Linked DNA regions of Mus musculus: region 1 is linked to region 2. Evidence: chromatin loops called from intact Hi-C (ENCODE). Cell type or tissue: left cerebral cortex. All regions are shown on one strand. Links, peaks and the distances in the headings refer to the core of each region. The heading gives the core; the rest is flanking DNA. Region 1 has its middle 13 kb from the start of Gm41876. Region 2 overlaps Atrnl1 (attractin like 1).

Region 1 (8,338 bases), core at 332-8,331, 390 kb after region 2:
CAACCCCCAACAATCTGGATATCATCTGGAAGCCACATTCTAGCTCTTTTCCTTGTAGGGAGTAGACAGCATTTTTCTTAAAGCTGAATTCTTCTTGGTTAAGGTGAAGTCATGGGTAGCAAGGTCAAGTCCATCCTGATTTGTGGTGGACTCAACTGAAGCCACCATTGAACTCCTCTAGTTCTACGGGGATGTAACCAATGATTATCCTACCCTAGATGTCAAGCATTCATTCCTAAAGCATTGGCATACTTAATACACCCATTAAACCACAAACATTTTTTGAGAGAATTGGTTCAGAACCATTTTGGTCCAAATGCACTTAATCGTGACTGATTTCATGGCTCCTTGGTCGGACAGAGAAAGGGTTGAACCATCACCACACACAGAAGCCTGGAGCACACCGGCACAGAACTCTCTAAAACAGAGTGGCTTCTGGAAACTGGTATTCAGATGTTGGGATACTGTGCTAAAAAACACACAACCATGCCCACAAAACTTGAATGCAGGGCTGGAAAGGTGGCACAGGAAGCCCTCACACCCATGCAAGGTGTGCAGTTGAGGCATGGAGATCCTTCACTGGTGTGTCATCTTTTATAGGCTCTCTAGAGGGATCGGCTCGAATGGCTGAACAGAAGGAACCTGAATTTGTTGACACGATGTCTCCTCAGCCTGAGTGGGGACCAGTGATTGCCTTGGATTCTGATGGCAGAGCAGTTTATCCGCGATTTGTTTACGATGCTTTACCAGAAAAGAGACATTAAATCAAAAGCAAGCACAGCACTGGGGAAAGCTGCTGTGTCCCTGAACTTGGTACTTCCTGTCAATGTGAACACTCACTAATGCTACAGTTTTAGGCAGTGATTCCAGATTCCAATAGAACCTTTGGACACTGAATCTCCAGGGAGAACCTTTAAGAACAGACCATGTACCTGCAACAGAGGACCCTGGGAACCTTGCGCCTGGGTTCTGATGCACCGTATATCATGCATCTTTTTCTTCATTGAACTTGCCTTGTCTTCTTTTCCCATGATGCATCACAGCCAATGAACACTACCATATGCTGACTCTTATGTCCTGGAGAGCAATCACGTCCATCCAAGTGCTCAGGGGAACGCTCAACACACAACTATTCTAAACGTAGTTTCTGAACTGAGTGGACGGTGGTTTAAGATTGCAAAGGTCTACACTGAATCATCAAAATGGGGCTGACGTGACGATGAGGCCTGTGCAGTCACACAGGACCCCCTGATTTTTAGAGGACTCCTCCCAAGTCTGTGCTGAGCTGTGAACATTCAACAGGTCTCAAAACTCTTAATACAGAGTCTTAATTTTTACTTTGTTCTGGGTCGTCAAATGATGCAATTTACAAAGGGTCAAGGTGGTACTGAGCTATCTCCATATTTACTTACCCTCATGCGTGTATGTATGTGCCTCTACACACACATTCTGCGTGTTCTTCTTTTTATAAGAACACCATATTAAACTGGAGTCCATCTTAATGACCTTGTTTTTTTTTTTTTTTTTTTTAAACTTTATTGCTCTCCAAAGTGAGATCACTTTCTGAGGTGGTGCAGTTATGATTTGAACACTGCATGAGGGTCACAGTTCAAGGTCTAGTAAATCAACCTTTTCCTCTCTCTATGTACTTGACAATTTTATGTTTAAGGCCCTGTTCGTGATCTTTCTCAGAGTCCACGAGAAGTCGGGTTACCAGTAAAAGAGAAGAAGGTGCACACAGCTGGATGACTGCAGCACAGGAATGAGGGGCCAGGACTGCTGAGGGAGATTTGGGGAGAGGTTGCCCTGGATTCTGATGGCAGAGCCATTTATCGGCAATTTGTTTAGGATGCTTCAGCAGGAGACATTATTAAACCAAAAGAAAGCACAGCCCTTGGGAAGCTGGCCGTCTTTGAGTTTTATTGCTGTGAAGAGACACCAGGACCACAACAGCCCTTGTAAAGGAAAACACTTCGTTGGGGCTGGCTTATAGCTCAGACATTCAGTCCATCACTGCCATGACAGGAAACATGGCAGCACGCAGGGAGCTGAAGAAGGAGCTTAGAGCTCTACATCTTGATCTGCAAGCAGCAGGAGACTGTGTCACACACTGGGCATGGCTTGAGCATAGGAGACCTCAAAGCCTGCCCCTACAGTGATGCACTTTCTCCAACAAGATCACACCCGCTCCAGCAAGGCCACACCTCCTAATAGTGGCACTCCCTATAGGCCAAGCATTCAAACACATAAGTCTATGGGGGCCAGACCTATCCAAACTGCTACACTGAGGCAGTAGGATTACAAGTTTGAAGCCAGTCTGGGCTATGCATGGAGACCCTTTCCCAGCAAGAAAACAGTTCTTTCCCAGCAAGAAAACAGTTACACACACACACACACACACACACACACACACACACACACACACACACCAGGAAACAGAGGCCAAGGCTGGGGGACTGAAGAGGTTGCTGCAAAGCTAAGAGAAGGAAGAACTTAACTACAGCAATGGCCACAGTGTGGCAGGACTCAGTAAAATCCAAAGGATGCACACACATACATTCATACCCATACCTGTGTACAGACACCCACACAAACATTTACTTATGCTTTTATCTAGCTGCACATAGCTAAAACAGTTCACAGCCAGAGGCATTTCTCTGCCTTTCTGGAGACACTGGTCTGAGAGGTGTGTCGTGCTGGTATAGCCTCTTTGGCTCCATGTAGACGGTGCTGTGAATCCTAAGAGACAGGTGGGGACCTCCTGTAGTATTGCACGATCATCATAGCATTATCTAGCACTCACCCCCTTAACTTGGTAATCCCTAGACATTTGGGCCTCCTTTGGGTCATACCCTAGACCTTGATACCTGCTATTTCCTCAGCCTGGCTCTTTGCCCAGCCCTAGCTCTTGAGCTTTTTATTAGGCTGAGGTCAGCTTTCCAGAGACTTGCCCTGCAAGGCGCCTCTGCCTGTCCCCTTGCATGCTCTCATCCGACTGTGGCTCTGTTCACTGTCTCTTTTCTCCTAGATACCAAGTTTCATGAGGACAGGGTCCTGTCTGTTGCTGCTGTGTCTCCATCACTTGTCTGCACGGCAAGCCAGGCAGACCAGATACCTCATAAGCTGAATGGATGGATGAATGAATGAATGAATGAATGATTCACTACACAAAGGGGTCTTGAAACAACGCATAAAGGAATGACAGTATACCAGCAAATACATAATGTGACAGCTTTGAAGTGAGTTCAGAAGCCACTTTTAACGAAATGACGTTTTACATTTAAAGCCAAAGATAAGTTTTTAAGGGTTTATACTAATTTAATATTCTCCATAGAAACTTCTGTTTCCTTATTTTAAAAAGAGAAGTCCCAAGATTTATTTTTAAAAGCTTCACAGACATCAAATTACTGTCATAAAGGAAAAGGTTGCTTTAGATAAGTCCGTGGGAGTGTGAATGCCCAGAAGCATCTGGGTTGCATTTCCCTTAAACTCTCTTGGGTTTGCAAATTGGAAAGAAAGGTCTGGAATAAAGCACATTTTCTATTTTCCCGAAGTCAGTACATCTGGGAAACAGCAACATTTGGTATATTCAGGAAACTGAAAGTATGTGTGGGTACTTGTTTAAGTTTATTTCCAGTAGTACATTAAAGTGGCTGATAAGAAAGAGGAAGTGGGCATTTAGCATCTGAAAGAAACCAATTCAAAAAAAGGTTGTTGTTGTTGTTGTTTTTTCTTTTCTGTAGCTTTTTTGCCTACACGAGAGAAATTTTCCTCTGCCTCCCGCCTTGACCACAATCAATATTTTTAGGGAACGGAGGCAGCAGGGAAGTGGGGTATTCAGCCTTTTGTATGCGACTGAGCTGTGGAAACAGGATGGAGATTTGTAAGTCTGTCCAGTAAATGCCTCTAAGTGCTTTAAAAACGTGACTTAGAGCAGAATGGAGGGCCTAGGGAGCAGCCGAGAATTAGGGCTAAATTAGCACATTTCAATGCCTCGATAGAGGAAATGTCAAGAACAAAGTAGCCAGAGAAACAAGCAGAGGCAACGTCAGACACTCTGCCTCTTTCTCCTCTTCTTGAGCAACCCTAACAGCTGGGAAGTAAGTAGTTTGGTTTTTAAGTGGGTAAATTATGTTACTTTGACAGAGGATTTATTATTATTATTTTGTTATTTATCAACATCGAGGTGTAGTCTACCCTTAAATGGGCCAGATAAGATTCAAATCAAAGACTGTCCACTTCAATGCATGCTGTGGTGACCTGGCATGAGCAATCCCTTCCTGCAGAATTTACATTCTAATTCAGCTGTTTTCTAAATACAGTCCACATAAAATCAAAAAGTTTAAAAAGAGGAAAACCAGAGAGATAAAGAAAACGATTGGGCAAAGTAGATCAGTCATTCTGCATATGGATTAAAATATTTCTATTATATTAAAGTATTAATATTTACAGGCAACCGTGGGGGAAAAAACTCATTCGTTCTTAGACTTGCAAATGATAGAGCGTCCATTTGTAGACGAAAGGCGGACTGCTAGCGCCCCCTGGCTGTGGAAAACGATTCTGTCCTTCCCAGTGTACGTAAGACATTAACTAGCTCAACAAGAAACCTGCAGGAAAACCGATTCAAAATGAGCATCCACCACAGCCCTCTGACACTACTGTCCCAGCCTGTGGGGCTGTGGTCCTGTCAGCAGCACTCAGTGCATTCAAACCTCCATCCTGGCCCTGGAGACCCTTGAACTCCACTCACAGCGGGCTAATTATAAGACGGGAGACATCACCCTTTCTTTCCATTTTGATGGATCTGAATTAGACGGTCTCCCGGATGCACAGGTACAGTGATACTGACTGAGACAGAAGATACTGGTTCTGCCCGGCACAGCCTGAGCCTTAGGACAGATTAGCAGATGCGAACATACAGCCCATTAAAAACTACAAAAAAAAGAAAAGAAAAAAAGAAAGAAAGAAAGAAAAGAAAAGAAGAGAAAAGAAAAGAAAAAAAAAGAAGTGATTTTGTTACGTTTTTGTGTGCACTGAGCTTTATAAACCTTTAAATAGGCAGCTTACACAATTAGAAAATTTCAGATGAAACCAGATATGGTAGCAAATGCCTTTAGTCTCAGTACAGGGAGCCAGAGGCAGGCGGATCTCTGGGAGTTCAAGGCCAGCCTGGTCTACCTAGAGAATTCCAGGACAGCTAAGGTTTGTTACACTGAGAAGCCTGTCTCAAAAATAAATCCTATTTCCAGCTTCTTTTGAACAATCCAGAGATCTGACATTGGGTATGAACTCACACAGTACCTACAGGGAGCTCTCAGTCATGTGGCATGTACAACTTCATCCATCCAATTCCTCCTACTTTATGTGTCAGGTAATATGGGACTATCTTGATGAAGGCTCACATTGCCTGCTAGGTGGCTATACTAGTTAGGGTTTGCTAAAGGAATAGAACCAAGGCAATGTATGTGTATGTACATGTATACACACATACATAGATATGAATCTATTAAGCCATCTTATTTTAAAATAGGAACATCAACGGATTCCCACTAGAGAGGCTGAGAACTGGGTAGTTACTTTGTCCTTGGGGTAGGTGCCTCAGTAGTCAGAGTAGCCCACAGTAGCAGTTTCATAGTGGGGGAGTTAATTATCTAGCACTTTCTCAGTCTACAAGGTGCAATACCTCAACATTCGCAATCAGCGGTCCTTAGGCCTTGGTGGAAGCCTAGAAATACTAGCTGTGCTGTCAATGAAGGAGAGGGAGGGGGAGGAAGAGGAGGAGGAGCCGCCGCCACCGCACAGGTACATAAACTCAGAAGCAGGAGGTAAGGCCAGTCTACCATAATCACTCGTACAGGTAATCACTCGTCTACCATATTCTTTTTATCAGGAGTGCTACTAGAACGTGCTGCCCACGTTGGGGTGGGTCTTCCCATATCAGTTAAGTCAGTCAGGATAGTTCTTCTGGTAAGGCTCTTACTCAGGTCCTGTTATTCTGTGTTAAGTTGGCATCAGAACCAACCATAATTGAGGCATGACGTAGCTGAGTTTGCAATTCCCTCTGTCCAAACCTCGAACAACCCAATGCCTCCTCTGAGTGGTGATAATAAATTTCCAAGGTCTGACTCTTTGCTCCCCCTCAGACACCTTGCACAGTTCTCTAATTGCCTCAGATCTGCATCCTATGAACCATTCGAGACAACTCCATTCATTTTACAAGTAAGAACTACACCGCTCATGTTGAAACACAATAACGCAGTAAATACACAGCGAGTACTGCTCCAAGACAAGGATTTTACTCAATACTGAACATGCACAGACAGACCTTAGCCTTGCACTTACAGAGCTTTGGTGAAGCCCAGCAACTGCAGAGCATAGATTCCCGTGAAGTCAGAAGCACGGAAGCTAATGCGGATTGCACTGTTGTCTTCCAGGTTTTGCACCATATTCACCAGGAAAAAGTCTATTTCCTCCTTTGCACCTTTCTTCTCTCATACCTTTGTCCTCTCTCCCTTTTCTGGTTGAGTGAGCCAAGGATCACTCATACAAGGAGCATGCCACGAGGCTCCACTCTGCAATTTGCTGCAAAGCACAACTGGCAGCATATTATGTTTCGATCAATTTTAAGTTGAGCCTCATTAAGTACGTTTATATGGTTATGTAACCATCAATACTTTCTACGTCCAGCCTTTGATCATCTCCCGCTCTTCTCCAGGTACCCAGCATCCTGTCCCAAAGGCCACCCATAGTCTAACATATATTAGAATGTTCTTCCTTCTAAGACTAAGATTGTGTGTATGTGCCTGCCATCTTTCCTCTAGACTTTGCTCACCCTTGGCTATGGATAATGCTGCTAGGTATGTAAGAACAGTATCAGTTCAAACAGAAATCTTCATGTTTACCTTATTTGACAACACAAGTGACAGATACAGGTGGACCCTGAGCTGGGCATCAGCAAGCGGTGGAGAAATCTCTCTAACAAAGTCAAACTGACCTGCAAGCTTGAGTAGAAAGGAGCTGAAGAGGTGAAGGGAGTTTGCATTCCTTATCTAGTGATCCTGGGTGATGGGACTCCTACCAGCAACCGAGCCACTAAGATACTGGAACTTCTGTGAGCATATTTATCAGCATGATGACTACAGATGAGAGCCATAACTCAGTTGAATTCCATGACAAGTTTTTCATCAATCCTTCCTTCAATATATATGTGTTAAGTATATTCTATTCCCAAACCTTATTAAATATAAAAAGTACCATGGTCATTTATCTGCTCCATTCAGTGCCATGAACCAGGTATGGTGCTAGGTGCCAAAAACAGAAATCCTTCATTCCTTTAACTTTAGTGTTCTCCCAAAATCACTTGTAAATACTGATAATTTTCCTGTGTGCTGTTCTCCATGAAAGCCAAAGACTCTCTCAATAGTGAACACACTTATCTCTAGGCACCTGGGCTGCAGTAAGGGGATTATTAATCCCTCCTTTGCTTACTGGTGCAATACCAGCATTGAATTCTTAGTTTCTACATTGAAAAGTGAATCTCACTCCCACCAGAGTCTACAGGTGCCACATGGTGACCCTGACACCTTGTTGAGAAAGGGATGATTCTTTGAGAGAGAAAACAGAGGAGGCCTTTGCAGTCAAAATCATTTGTAGAAGACCCAATATTACAAAAAAAAAAAATGCCTAGTGACAGATGGATGACAAAGGCCTGAGTCAGAGGTAAAGGTGGTGTCAGACTACAACAATCAGGAGAATGCTTTCCTGAATACAGACTGCACTGAGCGTGGGTGACATTAATCACCATCCACCGAGTGTTACAGAATAATGTTTCACCTCATGGATGTCTCAAGTGTCTTGAAGGTAGCAACCATTTCTTCATCACGTCTGAATAGCTCTCAGCATGAGGACTGGGTAACTCACAGTGTAGTGCACACCAGACACGAATGTGATAAAACCGATCTTCAATAAAAAAAAAAAAATCGTTTGGACAAACAAGTACGTGTGCTTCACAGAAAACAATTTGGAAGGAACCAAAAACCAAATTCTATTTGTTTAACAGGGACACACTCTTGTGCTATAGAGGGTAGGCATCGAAGTAAATATCTTAATGCCAAAACTGACCCGAGTTCAATCTCTGGAACCCATGTGTCAGAAGAGAATTAACACTGTCAAGTTGTCCCCTGACCTCCATGTGTGCATAATCAGTAACAGGCACATGCAACACACACACACACACACACACACACACACACACACACACACCACATACCCATCACATGTGCATGCACACACAACCACACGCACACAGAAACTCACACACACAAATGAAAAAGAAAAA
Region 2 (8,338 bases), core at 17-8,016:
GGCCACCAGTGGCTACCACTGCCTTTGATCAAATGTTCTCTCCCTGAGTCCCTACAGCCCAGGTCCTCAGCTCCAAACTTACCCCTCTGTCTGTCAGGAGTTCCTGCTCAGTAGTTGGCTCTACAGAGCGTTTGCAGCACTCTGCTGGAAGCTCCTGTGTGAGACATGGTTGCTCCTTCTTGTGAGCTCCCTAGCTTCACTGCATTCCTTCCTCCCCTCTCTCTGGCTCACCTGACCAACATTTCGACTACCCCTGACGCTTTACATTCAGCCAAACTCTAGTGTTGATCCCACTCTGATTTCTCAAAGGCAGTCCCTGCGCTTCAGAAAGCAAGATGGCTGTCCTGGATGGAGCCCTACTGAAAGCTGGCCTCTTCAGCTCTCTCTCTACTGTGTCTGTTTTATAAATGCAGTCACCGGGATTTGAAGACTCTACTGTTTCAGCCCTAAAGCTGCGAAGGACCGAGGTCCGTGTGACCCAACTAAAGCTCTTCCTTCCACATACATTTCGGTGTCCTATATGTAGTTTACTGATTCTAGATGTCTGTCCTGACCTCCGTGTTTGCCTCCACCAGCTCTCTTCCTACCCTGGTGCTTAGAGGTATCTCTCAAATGCACAACAGCCCATTTTGTCACTGATGGATTCCGAGGGCTCATCTCTGACAAGATAAAGTCCACTCTTCTCAACAAGTTGTATTCATTTCCAAGGCTCCCACCCTAATACCACCAAATATACCAGTACAAATGTATCAAGGTCCTAGCACAGTTGCTAAATGGCAAGGGTCACATGATCAGGACTTAACTTTAACAAGCATGTGTTGTCTCAAGGGGGAAGTTGAATTATAGGAAGCATAGAGTAAATACTGAAAATGAAGAAATAAATACATGTATTATGATTCCCACTGGATCCCAGCAGAGCTGGGTGTGTGGCGGAGATGGAGAGACGAGCCTGACAGGACGCCTTTTGGGCTCCCTGCCTCCCTAACAGGCACTAGTTATTCCTGAGCATTTCAAATGAATGAGCCAAGGTTACTTTGTAACTTGAGCTCTGTCTGAGCTCTCGGGATCCAGTTGTACATTGTCCCTGCCCCTTGCCCCTAAAGCTCATACAGATACGGCACTGATGCAATGGACTATCCAAGACACAAGCCTGCAGCTCTCATTAATCACAGATTCCCATTGTATGCAACAACAGATCTGGCTTAGGCTTTGTGCAGATGGTAGGAGGCACCTGTAGGCCCTAGACATTCTTCAAAATCGTCTGAGAAGCATGCTCAGGAAGGAATCACTTCACACTGCGAGGGAGCTCCATCAGATCCTCTCAGACACATCTGCAGCAGCATTAGTAATAATAGTAATAATAACAACAACAACAACAACAACAAAAGCTATCTTCTCTTATGTTACAGAAATAAAGTCCTCCTTCGTAGGCATGACCACTTTCAGAAGCTAGCAGGGAAATTCCACCTTTAGTTATCTCCCTCACATAACTAGGACTATACATATGCCAAAAGACTTTTACTAGAGTATTTACGACTACATGATGTATAATAGCTAATAGCTAAAAAATTTGAAATAACCCTAAACAGCCATTAAAAATATAATTGGTAAGGAATCATATATTCATACTAAGGACTAGTACACAATAACTTGCTAAATAAATTGTTGTTATAAATTGGATATACATGAAGCAAAACGAAATGAGCCAGCCACTGGAGGAGCACAGTACAGTTGCTTTTGCATGAAATTTTTAAAGGTTGATTCATTGAGTGCGTGTATGTGTGTGCCTGAGTCTAAGTGTGCACCATGTGCATGAGGTGGCCATAGGGGACAGAAAAGGGCATCAGCTCTCTATAGAGCTAGAGATGGATGGTTGAGAACCACCCATTGTGGGTGCTAGAAACTGAACCTAGGTCCCCTGTAAGAGCAGCAAGCACTCTTAACCACTGAACTGTCTCTCCAGGCCAATGACTATAAGGAGAATACTTATCGATGGTGCTAACAGTCTGCTTATTAACTGTACTTGAGGAGGAGAAATGAAGGGCATCTTCTAGGATGGTGATGTAGGAAGAACTCTGACTTCAAGTTTGGTTCTCCAATCTGTCCCACATAAAGTGGATCTGCTCAGGTCCTGGGGCTTGGGGGTGGGGGCCTACCAGTGAGCATAGAAAATGACATCTGAGATGGCCTGGCATTGACTCCACTGACCAGGAGGAACCAAGTCATTGATTCTGTAAACAAAATTCCAAGGAAACTGTGCATATAGACACATGGACTCTGCTGGCAGCAATACTAGATCTGAAGCAAAGAGGAAACTCGCTGTCACAGAAAGCCAGAAGACACTCCACTTGGGACCTTACCTTCACAGGGCTGTCTCAGCCTTTGTCATTCCAGGAGGAACTGGAAACAGGAGTTTACCTTGTTTCTCTTTAGCTGGCTCGGTGTTTCCTTTGGTAGTCTGTGCTTATGAGGCACATATAAACAGATACTGCCTGCTTTCGAGCATGGGAGCTCCGACACACCAATTAACTAGAAAGGTTTGGATTTGGAGAGGTTTTATTCACCACGCGGAATGTTTAAGCCGCTTCGCAACATGGGCAGCAGCTGAGAGCTCCAATCGAGGCACGGTGCTCCCCCGGCAGATCCTCTGCTGTCAGGAGAGTCTCCGCAAACAACAACAACAAAAAGCATTACGGCGCTTCCTCCTAATTATGTCTCTCTCTCTAAATATCTAATTATCATTGAGAACAAATTGCACGTTACAGAGATAATATTATGGGGACTCGTTAATCTGTCGGGCTTGTGCTTTTGAATTCCTGTGTCGGTGCTGCAGCTGCTGGAGCAAAAAATGTTGCCACCTGGACTCTCCATTGCGGTTTCATATTTAAATGCAAACTGCTGGAGACAGGTTCAGTTTGATGGGCTTGGCTGCTGAGGGCGGTTTGTATGGGGGATGCAGCTCACAGGCAGGCTTTCCAAATCTCCCAGGTAGCCAGGAATAGTGAATAATTGAGCATTTATAGGGACAGAATTGCGAGAGAACAATGGGACTAGAGCAATACCAGTAAGATGACAGTGAAATTGACTTCTCTAATTATTCTTTCTTTATATCCTGGCACAAAGTTCTGCAGCTTCTTAAAAAGTCATATTCCTTGCTAACGACGTAGGGTTTCCTCAATAAAACGCCGATCTAAAAAGTACACGTTCCCAAAGATTACCTGATAATTGCACCTACAGTAATATGCTTAAAGCTAATTAACATTCAAGCTTCACTTTAGAGAATAGAAATTACCGGGTACTTATCCTATAATTACATCTGTGTGTACTCTGTATTGTAATCCGTGGCTTTCGCTGTATAATTAAATGATGAGCAGTGACTGTACAAGCAGAGAGTACTTAGGTAAACCCTGCGTCTCATCCAATAAATAAATAAATAAACAAATAGACAGGTTCAAAGAATCACATCTCATTAGAATTCCCACTGTTCCCAAGGAGACTGCCTGCCATGTCAAGAATTTATAATATAGCTTTAGCTCCTAGAGGTGGGAGGATGCTGCCTTCCACCCCCAGGAGATCCCCATCATGGTTTTACACACCTCTGCGGCTGAGTTGTACTAAGCAAATCTTACTTTTTTTTTTCCTTTCTGGTGCACATCAGATAACAAATACTTCCCAGTCATCTTAGAGGGTAAGCTATTAAATCCAGTTGGTTTGTATCCCATGCTTTGTATTCAGATTCTTTAAAAAAAAAAGTTTTTATCTGATCACAGCACAAATGAAAATACACCAGAGAAAGTCTATTTCTCAAACCATACAGAAAAAAAAAAAAAAAAAAGCCAATCAAAATCACATATAATCTCATGACAGTGTTAACTCTTAGTTGTCTGTAGTTGGAATCTCTTGTCTGATGTAATCTCACAGCACACATGCACACACACCCACGGATGGACACAGGCACACCCATATGCTACTGTGTCTTGCCTCTTTACAGTATTGCACGTGAGCATTTCAGCTAAGTGTTTTTCATAATATATATTGTAATGCTGATAGTTCCTAATGATTCTGCTTGGTTTCTGTTTATTACGGTGTCTATTTATGTGCGGGTGCACACACGTGCATTCATGTATGTGAACACCTGCCTACAAATACGAAGAGACCAGAGGACAGTCTCAGGTGTTGTTCCAAAGGAGCTGTCCACTCTATTTTTTGAAACAAGGTCTCTCACTGTAACTTGGACCTCACTGAGCAGGCTAGGCCAGCTGGCCAGCAAATCTCAAAGATCATCTCATCTCCACTTTGCCAGAATTAGAATTACAAGTGTGCCTGACTTTTACACAGGTGCTGGGAAATGGACTTTTACATACTCATACTTCTACAACAGAACTTTCTCATTCGGGCCATCTCCCCAGTCCCTGTATCCACATTTTTTTAAGTTATTATTTTCAGTGTTTTCTTATCTTTCTTCATGTGTATGTATGCATGTATGCACATGTGAGTACAGGGGCCTGTGGAGGCCAGAAGAAGGCATCTATTCCTCTGGAGTCACAGACAGTTGTAAGCTACCCAGCATGAGTGCTGGGAGCAGAGCCCTAGGCCTGAGGCGTCTTCCCAGCCCTGTGGAGACCTGTCACTGTGATCGTAGCATGGCAGTCCTCTGAAAGAATATTTAAATGTTGAATTTTCCTGAAATCATCCATTCCAAACAATCTCCTTAAATTACTCCATCTCCAAGATGATCTAATTCCTCTTGGAGAAGAAGGCTGGATGAAGTTGTATCCATAGCAGTTAAATTTGATGCCCACCTTGAACATGCTTTACTTTATAAAGCTGTCATAACACGATGCTTGGCAATGATACCTTTCTATGTTTGATGGCGAGCGCGCACACACACACACACACACACACACACACACACACGTTGCTCATTTTCAACTTGTCTTATGACACAATTGCTGGGCACTAGTATTTCCCACCTGGAAAAGCGTGCTTTTAGTAATATTCTTATCTCCGCACCTCCCATCCCCATTTGGCCCCGTGTAGGAGCATCCTGTGTGGCCATTCCCTTTTGAGATTTCACATGGATGGTCACCTCCTCTCCATCAGAAGCCTGAGAAACTCTTTTCCCTCCCTTGCCTCTGTCTTCTTTTCCTCCAGGGACCTGGAAGTCCCGCCTATTCCTTCTGCCCAGCAATTGGCCCATGGTTTCTTTACTGACAGATCAAGAACCAATTGGGGAACAGGACAGCTTCAGGACCACCCCCTACACTTCTCCCTGATCTAATATTCACCTCATGCTCTGTCTCAGGTTTTAACATTTGAGTTTGGGAAACACAAACGTGTGGACTACAGCACTGGCCTCAGGTCTGGTTTTGTCTTCTGTAAGTTCTTTACTCCAGTTTTTCTTGTTCCAGTGTCTGACCGAGCCACCTGCTCTCCTCTGTTGTGTCCCTATTGTAATTTTATCACCGTGTCCCCTGACATTTGTTCTCCTACCCTGAAGAGGAAATTTAAGGGTGTTTTGGAAAGCCAGTTGTGTTGAATGGTGCTTTGTTGGGGCAAACATGTGAGGGAGTGTTTTCCTAACATGGACCCAGGCTAAAGACTAAGACTTGTGAAGGAACATTTAGCTGAAGTAGATACTCGTGAAAGGATGTTCTGTTAAAGCAAACACGCGAAAGGACACGAAATGAAGGATTTTTTTTGTTAACGACACAAATGTATTGGTCTGTCTTACATTGTGTAGTTGAGCGTCATTTGTAGAGGCTCCATAGAGAGAAACACACCAAAAAAAAAAAACTTCTAGTGATGTGTTATAGTTTCCTGTCTCTTCTGTGGGCTCAAGCTGATTGTCAAAGAGATGTCATCTGAGACAGACTCATGTGTTGAGGCAAGACATGTGCTGAGACAAGACCCGTGGAGGGCATGTGATGTTTGGAGAGAGTATCGAAAATACTTGACAGTGACAAGCAGAGCTTGGCTTGGCTGGGCTAGGCTTATTTATAGAGTTAGTTGTATAATACTTGTTGGTCTTGAGTCTTCGTTGATCTTCGTGTTGTTGAGGAAAGGCACAGCGTTCCTGTTGGCCCTGGTCTCTCTTACCGGTTTGTGCCTAGGCTGAGGCCTGGCCATCTCTGCTAGGTAGTGTCACTGCTGCTGATTTGTGTTAGTTATCTTGACCCCACCAAATTAGACTGTTGTTATATCTGTGAAGTGTTTACAAGTGGATCTAGCAACCACTGCCGACTATGCCTGACAACACAAATGGGAATTACTCCAAAAACCAGAAAACATTTCTAAACAAGTCCACTTCCCTGTATCCTTTTTTTTCCCCCACTACCTCTGGGCTAGAAGAGAGGTTAAAGCATTTAAGAACCATCATTAAAAATAAGGTTTAAAAAATTAAAGTTCTCTCTCTCTCTCTCTCTCTCTCTCTCTCTCTCTCTCTCTCCCCACCAGAATCATTGTCTGTTCTCTGGACATAGCTTAGTGTCTTCCTGATCAGCCCCCCTTCCATCTGTAACCTCAGATCTATGTCCTAGGAACAACAGGGTAATCCTGAATGCCTATGTCCTATCTTTTCACCATCTTGCATAAAACATTCTCATGACTTTCCATGGCCTGTATAATAAAGATAAAACCTTGCGGTATGTTGATTGATATCACACCCGCCTGCCTGGCTAAGACCACATTCTTGGTGGGAGAAATCTCCTCAGACTGGGTTCCTCCAGCACCTTACATTCACCTGTGTAGATCTCAGCATTCGTGAGACCCTGACTTGATTATTTCTTCCTCAGAGAACCTTCTCTAAGCTTCTTAGTCGGGCCACCCCTGTTCTGACCTTGCACTTTATCACAGTTATGACTCAGCACTCATTTCTGTGATCCTGGATTCGTATCCATTCCCATCACTGACTTTTAGCCACAGAAAGGCATGGCTTTCTTTCTCGCAATAATCTTACCGTGTTGCTTGGTGCTGTGTGTGTGATGGTAGTAGTGTGCGACAGGTCTTAATACAAGCAACTCTCCCTCTAGTCACAAGCAGCTCATCCATGTGGAGCAGGCTGCCCTCCTCCTCCTCGGCTGTCACATGGTTCACAAACACTTGATCTGGATGAAAACCACATGGCTCTCCCAAATGAAGCCCTCCTTACATACATACAAGAATTTTGTTAGTGTATTAGTCTATAATGTAATAATCAATTTATTATTCTGTTATAATATATTATTCTATAATAATTATTACTACACATATTTCTGCCCTCTGTTGTTCAATGTAAGTAACCATTTGCTGCTAAAAAAAGATAAATGAAAGTGTAATTTCTCTCATATTCATTGTACTATAAACTACACAATGCATCCCCTCCTTTGGCTCAGGGTTTAGGCGCCCTCCTTCTTCTCCCATTTGCCTAGCATGTGGCTGGCAAGGGTATCTCAGCATAATGATGCTTTGCCATCTCTTAGATATTCAGTTCCAGGAATGGCTTGCTACTTGTGTTGACTTGTCATTGACTAGAAACAATCCTGTGGTACTTTCTGAATTAATGGAATAGTGATGAATCATCTTTCCACAGGCTCAGGATATACAAGAATCAGGGATGTGGGAAAACTTGAAATATATACCATGTAATACTCTTGAAGCAGGACAAAGACAGAGATCAGTAAGCCTGTGAGCCTGATGGCATGAGAGATGCCAGTATAGGGAGAGCATGTTTCTGGGGTGTGTTTGCAAGGACAGTTCCAGAGAGGACTAAAGAAAGTGATGAGCCCTGTCCTGGATGTGACAGCAGCAGCCAATAGGACAGGAGTGCTGGAAGAGTGAAGGGGAGAAGATAGAAGACTGTTATCTTTATCCTATCTTTCTGTTTCCTGGCGGCCATTATGTGAGCTGTTTCTCCGCCCTTCTGTTTTCTGCCTTGATGCAGGCCAACCCCCTCTAGTGTGAAACCTTTGAAACCAAGAGCCAAAATAAGTCCCCCTGCCCCTAACTGGTTTCTGTCGAGTAATTCGTCCACAGCAACAAAGTCTGACAGTGTCAAGATAACTCTCAGTCACTTACCCCAGTGTGTTCAGCTCTGACCTGCCTGACAGTCAGTTGGTTCCTGGGTGCATGGGTGGGTGAAGAACTCAGAGGATAGAAGCAGAAAGGGAGGCAGAGGAAGGTTCAGAGCAGCCCTGGCCGATGACTCTCCTGGCCCGCCGCAGTCTTGCTCCTGCTGATAGCTTTGCACAGTGCCAACAGTGCCAACGCCAACTGATGTGATCACCAACCTGCCCACTCACTAGAAGGTCAGCTTCTGTAATGTCACGGTTTTCAATGCCGAAGTGACATTAAAATGTTC

What was found. A loop is a pair of places that touch in the nucleus more often than their neighbours do. Peaks named below come from ENCODE experiments on the same cell type or tissue, not always from the same donor. Only the 100,000 strongest peaks of a DNase experiment are listed, where the experiment ranks them.
Region 1: it touches region 2 in a loop (2.6-fold over the local background); 17 of 42 quality-filtered maps call a loop at or near these places.

What each region holds. Positions count from the first base shown.
Region 1 is chr19:58,465,048-58,473,385 of GRCm38, forward strand. No RefSeq gene overlaps it. Among named protein-coding and RNA genes, the nearest start is that of Gm41876, 13 kb to the left of the region's middle. In left cerebral cortex, for the core only: a CTCF peak has its summit at 4,553; DNase peaks (open chromatin) are centred at 3,489 and 4,551.
Region 2 is chr19:58,074,392-58,082,729 of GRCm38, forward strand. All of the region lies in intron 28 of Atrnl1 (attractin like 1), which reads left to right. Among named protein-coding and RNA genes, the nearest start is that of Gm50287, 21 kb to the right of the region's middle. In left cerebral cortex, for the core only: no CTCF peak of the experiment used is centred there; a DNase peak (open chromatin) is centred at 3,556.